Regions from separate parts of the Homo sapiens genome. Here region 2 is linked to region 1. A link is an interaction called in ENCODE POLR2A ChIA-PET data of the cell type or tissue named here. Cell type or tissue: GM12878. All regions are shown on one strand.

Region 1 (4,000 bases):
GGAGGCTGAGACAGGAGAATCACTTGAACCGGGAGGTGGAGGTTGCAGTGAGCTGAGATCACGCCACTGTATTCCAGCCTGGGTGACAGAGCAAGACTGTTTCAAAAAGAAAAAAGAAAAAACAAAACAAAAAACTGCCCAACTGTTTTCTAGAGTGTCTGTATCACTATCCATTGCTATTATCAATGTATGAGAGAAACCAGTAGCTCCCTATTTTCACAAGTGCTTGGAATTGTCAGATTGTTTATTTTAGTTATTCTGACAGTTGTGTAGTAGTATTTTTTGTGGTTTTAATTTGCATTTCTCTAATGACTAATGTTGTTAAACAACTTTTCATGTGTCTGTTTTTCAGCCATGCCTCTTCTTTGGTTAAATGTCTACTCAAGTCTTTTGTCCATTATTTTACTGGGCTGTTTGTTTTCTTATTGTCAAGTTTTGGGAGTTCTTTATATATTCTGGACACAAGTCAAATGTCAGTTATGTGATTTGCATATCTGCAAGACAGAGAAGACAGAGAAGGAGAAATATTTTCTCTCTCTGTATGAGTTGTCTTTTCATTCTCTTAAGAGTGTCTTTTTTTTTTTTTTTTTTTTTTTTTTGAGATGAAGTCTCGCTCTGTCACCCAAGCTGGAGCACAATGGCTCAATCTTGGCTCACTGTAACCTCTGCCTCCCAGATTCAACCCATTCTCCCGCCTCAGCCTCCCAAGTATCTGGGACTACAGGCATGTGCCACCATGCCCAGCTAATTTTTGTATTTTTAGTAGAAACGGGATTTCACCATGTTGACTAAGCTGGTCTTGAACTCCTGACCTCAATGATCCACCTGCCTCGGCCTCCCAAAGTGCTGGGATTACAGGCATAATACAAAATTTTTGTTTTGATGAAATCCAAATTGTCAGCTTTGCTTCTATGGATCATGTTTTTGATATTCTATCTAATAACTCTTTGCCTAACCCAAAGTTGCATATATATTTTTCCTATATTTTATTCTAAAAGTTTTATTTGAGTCTATGATGCATTTTGAGTTTATTTTTTGTATCAGTCTTTGTCTTTTAATTGGATAATTTAATTCTTTTATATTTAATGTAATTGCTGATATATTTGAATTTGTAACTATCATCCTATTTTTTTTTTTTTTTTTTTTTTGGACAGATGCTTGTTCTGTCGCCCAGGCCAGAGTGCAGTGGCGCTATCTCGGCTCACTGCAAGTTCTGCCTCCCAGATTCAGGCCATTCTCCTGCCTCAGCCTCCCAAGTAGCTGGGACTACAGGCGCCAGCCACCTCGCCCGGCTAATTTTTTGTATTTTTAGTAGAGATGGGGTTTCACCGTGTTAGCCAGGATGGTCTCGATCTCCTGACCTCGTGATCTGCCCGCCTCGGCCTCCCAAAGTGCTGGGATTACAGGCATGAGCCATCGCGCCCAGCTACCATCATCCTATTTTGTGCTTTCTGCATGTTCCTTCTGTTCTAGTTTACTTTCCTTCTTTGCTTTCTTTTGAATTATTTTCTTTTTCATTTCAACTTTTCCTCCTCTACTAGTTTGCAATTTATACTCAGTTTTTGCTTTCTTTTCATGGCTCATCAACAGTGCTATTTAAAGTGTGGTTTTAGGCCCGGGACGGTGGCTCACACCTATAATCTCAACACTTTGTGGGGCTGAGGTGGGAGGATCCTTTGAGCACAAGAGTTCAATACCAGCCTGGGCAACACAGTGAGACCTCATCTCTACAAAAAATAAAACAAAAAATTAACCCAGCATGATGGCACATGCCTGTAGTCCCAGCTACTTGGAAGGCTGAGGCAGGAGAATCACTTGAGCCTGGGAGTTCAAGGCTGCAGTGAGCTGTGATCATACCATTGCACTCCAGTCGGGGCGATAGAGTGAGACCCTGTCTAAAAAAAAAAAAAAAAAAAAAAAGAAAAATGAAAAGAAAAAGCATGGTCTTAAATAATTAGTATCAAGCTGGGAGCTTGTTATAAATATAAATTGTTAGGCCTTCCCCCAGACCTTTTAAATCCTGCTTGTTTTTTTTTTGAAATAAAGGTCTCACTCTCTTGCCCAGGCTGGAGTACAGTGGTGTCATCAGGACTCACTGCAGCCTCAAACTCCGTGAGTCAAGGGAGTCACTACACCCAGCCAGGATCAGTTTCTTAAGTACATTCTTTAGAACTTCCTTTTATGAATATTGTGGAAGCAAAATCTCTCACTTAATTTGCCTTAAATGCCTGTTTTTCATCTTCCTTTTTGAACTTTTTATTTATTTATTTATTTATTCTTTTTTTGAGATGGATTCTTGCTCTGTGGGCTAGGCTGGAGTGCAGTGGCTCAATCTTGGCTCACTGCAGCCTCCGCCTCCCGGGTTCAAGCAATTCTCGCACCTCAAACTCCCGAGTAGCTGGGATTATAGGTGCACGCCACCACACCTGGCTAATTTTTGTATTTTTAGTAGAGGCAGAGTTTCACCATGTTGGCCAGTTTGGTCTTAAACTCCTGACCTCAAGTGATTCACCCACCTCGGCCTCCCAAAGTGCTAGGATTACAGGCATGAGCCACTGTGCCTGGCCAAAAGCTATTTTTTGAGGGGTAAAATTCTAAGTTCGCACTTATTTTTTTCTCTTGTGAAGTCAGCAGTCAATCAGCTTCTGAGATCATTTGTCTCTGGTATGCTGTTGTTTCACTATGTTGTGTTTAACTGAAAATACTTTTTTTTTCAATCCTGGTTGAAATTCAGTGGACTTCTTAAATCTGTGTTTTTAAACAGATTGGTCCTAAAAATTTCTTAGCTACTGTCTCTTCAAATATTACCCTTTTGGCCAGGCATGGTGGCTCACACCTATAATCCCAACAGTTTGGGAGGCCAAGGCAGTAGAATGACTTGAGCCCAGGAGCTCAAGAGGAACCTGGGTAACATAGTGAGGCCCCGTCTCTACAGAAAATAAATGTTTTAATTAGCTAGGCATGTTGGCACATGCCTGTGGTCCCAGCTACTCGGGAGGCTGAGGTGGGAGGATCGCTTGAGCCCAGGAGTTCAAGGCTGCAGTGAGCCATGGTTGTGCCACTGCACTCCAGCCTGAGCAGCAGAGCAAGAACTTAACTTAAAAAAAAAAAAAATTACTTCTTTACCATTTTCTCTCTCCTTGCCCTCCAGAACTCCAAATTTATCAATACATGTTAGATTGTCTTAATTTATCCTCCATATCTATTTACTGCTCTTTCATGTTTCCCTTCTTCTTGTCTTTCTTTACTGAAGGCTGGATAATTTTCTATTGTCATATCATTCAGTTCGTTTATTTTTCTGTTCACTTGTATGTAATCTGAGGTTAAACTTGTCCATTATTTTATTCATTTCATTTCTAGAAGTTCTATTTTTTAAAACTATTAGGCTATTTTCTATAGTTTCCTGTTTTAAATAGGTATTTTCTGTTCCTTTTTTTTTTTTTTTTTTTTTTGAGACAGGTTCTCACTCTGTCACCCAGACTGGAGTGCACCCTCGACCTCCTTGGGCTCAAGCGTTCCTCCCACCTCAGCACCCCAAGTAGCTGGGACTACAGGCGTGTGCCACCACACCTGGCTAATTTTTGTATTTTTGGTAGAGATGGGGTTTCACCATGTTGCCCAGGATGGTCTGGAACTCCTGGGCTCAAGCAATCCTCTTGCCTTGGCCTCCCATAGTACTGTGATTAAAGGAGTGAGCCACCATGTCAGCCTTAAATAGGTATTTTCTTTCTTCTTTTTTTTTTTGTCAAGAGAATTAAATCGTTTATTGATTACACATGATAATGGATGACACACAAACTTCATTCCCATCTATAATTTTATCTGGTACCATTATTCAATTTAGATACATTGCATAGGATGTGCCAACAATCTTTTTTTTTTTTTTTTGAGACGGAGTCTCACTCTGTCACGTAGGCTGGAGAGCGGTGGAGCGATATCAGCTCACTGCACCCTCCACCTCCTGGGTTCAAGGGATTCTCCTGCCTCAGCCTCTGGAGTA
Region 2 (4,000 bases), 52 kb before region 1:
ACCCAGGAGGCGGAGGTTGCAGTGAGACAAGATCGCGCCACTGCACTCCAGCCTGGGCGACCGAGCGAGACTCCATCTGGAAAAAAAAAGGAAAAAAAATGGGACTAAAGAAGATTAAATGTTTCTACTTGTTTTATTTACATACTAATGGCGCCTATGCAGCAATTTCCTTACATATAGGATTTCTACATATAATAAAGGGCTTAACCTTTTCAGAAATGCCTCCTAGATGGACACTTAAAAAGAAAGTGCTAACAATCTGTTCTGAGAAGACTGTTAAATGCTGACTTATCACCCTCAGCTCGTTGCATATAACAAGTGCTCCAAAAAAAGAGCAGTTTTACCCAATTGACCATCTATTTATTTAAGAAAGTTGCAGAATAACAAAAGGACTTTTGTGTTTAACTTTTTTTCTCCAGTTCATTAGTCTTTGAAAACAATTTTTAAAGGGCTGCATAGTATTTTATTTTATGGATATACCATTTTTGACCTATGTGCTTACTGTAGATCATTTATTACTTCTACTTATTTTGCTAATTTTTTTTAAAGGGTACAATGAATAATCTTGATAAACCTCTGGACACAACTCTAGTATTTCTTCAGGATACATTTGTTGAAATAGAATTATTAGGTCAAAGGTTATATCAGCCTTTATTTATGTGCTTTCGTGTGTACATGAATTTTATATTATAAGCTCTAAATACACATAACCTTAAAAATTACTCTGGTAAAGTATTTTCATTCCATCATAATGAAGAAACTAAAACATCCTCCTTTTTCCTAGATGCTAACTTTATGTTATTTAAACTAAAGCATGGCCAGGCGTGGTGGCTCATGCCTGTAATCCCAGCACTTTGGAAGGCCAAGGCGGGCAGATCACTTGAGGTTAGGAGTTCGAGACCAGGCTGGCTAACACGGTGAAACCCCGTCTCTACTTAAAATACAAAAAATTAGCGGGGCATGGTGGCGCACGCCTGTAATCCCAGCTACTCAGGAGGCTGAGGCAGGGGAATTGCTTGAACCTGGGAGGCGGAGGTTGCAGTGAGCTGAGATCATGCCACTGCACTCCAGCCTGGGCAAGAGTGAGACTCTGTCACAAAATAATAAATAAATAAATAAATAAACAAACTAAAGCAGGCAAACTAAAGCAGATAGTCACTATTGCATAAAATAGTTTTATGTCTTGCTACGTAGAAAGAAGGGTAAGAGGCCGGGCAGAGTGGCTCATGCCTATAATCCCAGCACTTTTGGAGGCCGAGATGGGCAGATCACTTGAGGTCAGGAGTTCAAGACCAGCCTGGCCAACATGGTGAAACCTCGTTTCTACCAAAAATACAAAAATTAGCCAGGCATGATGGTGCATGCCTATGATCCCAGCTACTTGAGAGGCTGAGGAACAAGAATCACCTGAACGCTGTAGGCAGAGGTTGCAATGGGCCAAGATCAACGCCACTGCACTCCAGCCTGGGCAACAGAGGGAGGCTCTGTCTCAAAAAAAAAGCGGAAACAGAAGAGATATAGTACTATCATGAAAACATATATTTAATAAGTTTTTTTGAGAACTACCACCTTATCCTTGGAAATAACTAGCTATTATAAGTAAATATTTGAGATAAATTTATTCATAAAATTCCTTTTCATTAGTTCTTTTGGGTATTTTTCACAAAATTTAATAATTTGAACTCATTCACAATAGAACGCAGGAAATAACTACTAAAAGGGAACCGTATACTTCACATTGAAGATTTTGTCTCTAATAAATGGTGTTGAATTAATTGTGATCCAAGGCACATCCTGAGACATCTTTCAATGAATTATTTTGTATCATTTGTTACCCATAATTATTACATGGAGAATATATTCCAAATTATTAAGACTTCTGGAAAACTAAGGTTTCACTGTGTTTAACACAGGAAATAGCTAACTGAAACAAATCAAAATGAAAGCCAAAAACTACTTACACATTACCGAAAGTTTCTCTCTGAAAAAGATGACAGATTTCAATGTGTGAACTCCGCAGCCTCAGAGTTTGAGAAATAACTGTATTGAAAACAGTAAGAATTGGACTTAAATTCATTCCAATCAAATATTTCCCCCAATATGCCTGTGGATACTTAAAGTTCTGTTAACAGTGATAATTACTAAACTGATTGCATTTATTGTTTTCTTGTGGTTAAGAGCCAATAAGCAATTTTTAAAAACAAGATTTCAGTAAAGAATAAATACATACTTTAAAAACAAAACATGCTGAAGAGAGGCAATGAGAAAAAAAAAGAAAAAACTAGCAGATAAGGGGGAAAAAAAGAAAGCAAGAAGAATAAATAAGGGTACAAAAGAGGAAATGTGTACAGGGCAAAGAGTGTGAGAAAGAACAACATGACTATTTCTGGGGCACTGTACAGAGCCTCATTCACAGGGGAAAAATGTATACATTTAACATAATTCAAATATAGACTCAAGTAACTTCCATATAAAAAAAAGTTTCAAAGAAGTCAATACCCAAAAGTACTTTCCCTTTATTACAAATTTCAAAGATACTACAGTCAGCCTTCTGTATCCATGAGTTCCACATCCATACCATGGATTGAAAAGATGTTTTTTGTTGTTGTTATTGTTGTTGTTTTTGAGACAAGAGTTTCGCTCTTGTTGCCCAGGCTGGAGTGCAGTGGCTCGATCTCGGCTCACCGCAACCTCCACCTCCTGGGTTCAAGAGATTCTCCTGCCTCAGCCTCCCGAGTAGCCGGGATTACAGGCATGTGCCACCATGCCCAGCTAATTTTGTATTTTCAGTAGAGACCAGGTTTCTCCATATTGGTCAGCCTGGTCTCGAACTCCCAACCTCAGGTGAGCTGCCTGCCTCGGCCTCCCAAAGTGCTGGGATTACAGGCGTGAGCCACCGCACATGGCCTGAAAAGATGTTTTTCAAAAACAATAAAAATAACAGACTGGGCTCAGTGGCTCACGTCTGTAATCCCAGCACTTTGAGAGGCCAAGGCAGGAGGATTGCTTAAGCCCAAGAGTTCAAAGCCAGCCTGGGCAATATAGTGAGGCCCCCATCTCTAAAAAAAAAAGAAGAAAGTTAGTGCCAGGCAGGGTGGCACGTGCCTGTAGTCTCAGCTACTCAGGAGACTGAGGCACGAGAATCACTTGAGCCCAGGAAGCTGAGGCTGCAGTGAGCCCTGATCACACCACTGTGCTCCAGCCTGGGTAACAGAGTAAAGCTCTATCTCCAATGAATGAATGAATGAATGATACAACAAAAAATGTAATACAAATTTAACAAAATAATTCGGTATAACTTTATATAGCATTTAATTGAATTAGGTATTATAGATAATCTAGAGGTGATTTAAAGTATACAGGAGGATGTGTGTAGATTATGTGCAAATACCACACCATTTTACGTAAGGGGCTTAAGTATATGTGGATTTTGGTATCCATCGGGTGGAGGTTGGGGGTATCCTGGAACTAATCCATGGAGGATACCAAGGGGCAAATGTACTTACATAGAATCATTTATATCAAATCTCACCAAGGAACCAAATTCTTCTGAACAAGAGAATAAGCAATGTCATATTACAGAATTCAATATGCCAGTATCTTATTTTTTTAAATTAAGTAATTTAGTAACTTGTAATTATGAGTCATTTTAAACACTAGATGGAAAGATGATGCCACCGACAAAGTCTTAAGAGTAGAGCCAGACCAACTGTATTGTACCAAGCACTATAGGTTAGCTTTAACACTGGACACATGCACACACAAAATGAAGTTCAGTAAGAGTCAATAGCTTCTGCGGGGAAACAAGCACAGAAATCATAAGCACCTCAAGAGGAAGAAACCACAGCTTTAACCAACATGGAATATCTACTAACAACCAGGAAACAGGAGCAGCTACACCCAGACACAAGATTCATCTAACTTGGTTAGGTCCTTGACATGTGTGTGTCTGTGAGAAGTGGAAGAGAAGGGGGTAAGGGCATAAACTGAGTCAAGAATT

What was found. ChIA-PET counts read pairs that join two places held together with the same protein. Peaks named below come from ENCODE experiments on the same cell type or tissue, not always from the same donor. Only the 100,000 strongest peaks of a DNase experiment are listed, where the experiment ranks them.
Region 2: POLR2A ChIA-PET joins it to region 1 with 5 read pairs; 13 of 35 experiments call an interaction of 5 or more read pairs at or near these places.

The regions. Positions count from the first base shown.
Region 1 is chr15:65,810,990-65,814,989 of GRCh38, forward strand. The region is part of intron 1 of LOC105370866 (a long non-coding RNA gene); the gene reads left to right. Among named protein-coding and RNA genes, the nearest start is that of DENND4A, 21 kb to the left of the region's middle. In GM12878, no CTCF peak of the experiment used is centred here; no DNase peak of the experiment used is centred here; H3K27ac peaks cover 1,804 bases.
Region 2 is chr15:65,759,399-65,763,398 of GRCh38, forward strand. DENND4A (DENN domain containing 4A) reads right to left here. Exons shown (of 33, transcript NM_001320835.1): 2 at 1,962-2,040. Among named protein-coding and RNA genes, the nearest start is that of DENND4A, 31 kb to the right of the region's middle. In GM12878, no CTCF peak of the experiment used is centred here; a DNase peak (open chromatin) is centred at 2,001; H3K4me3 peaks cover 1,372 bases; H3K27ac peaks cover 2,851 bases.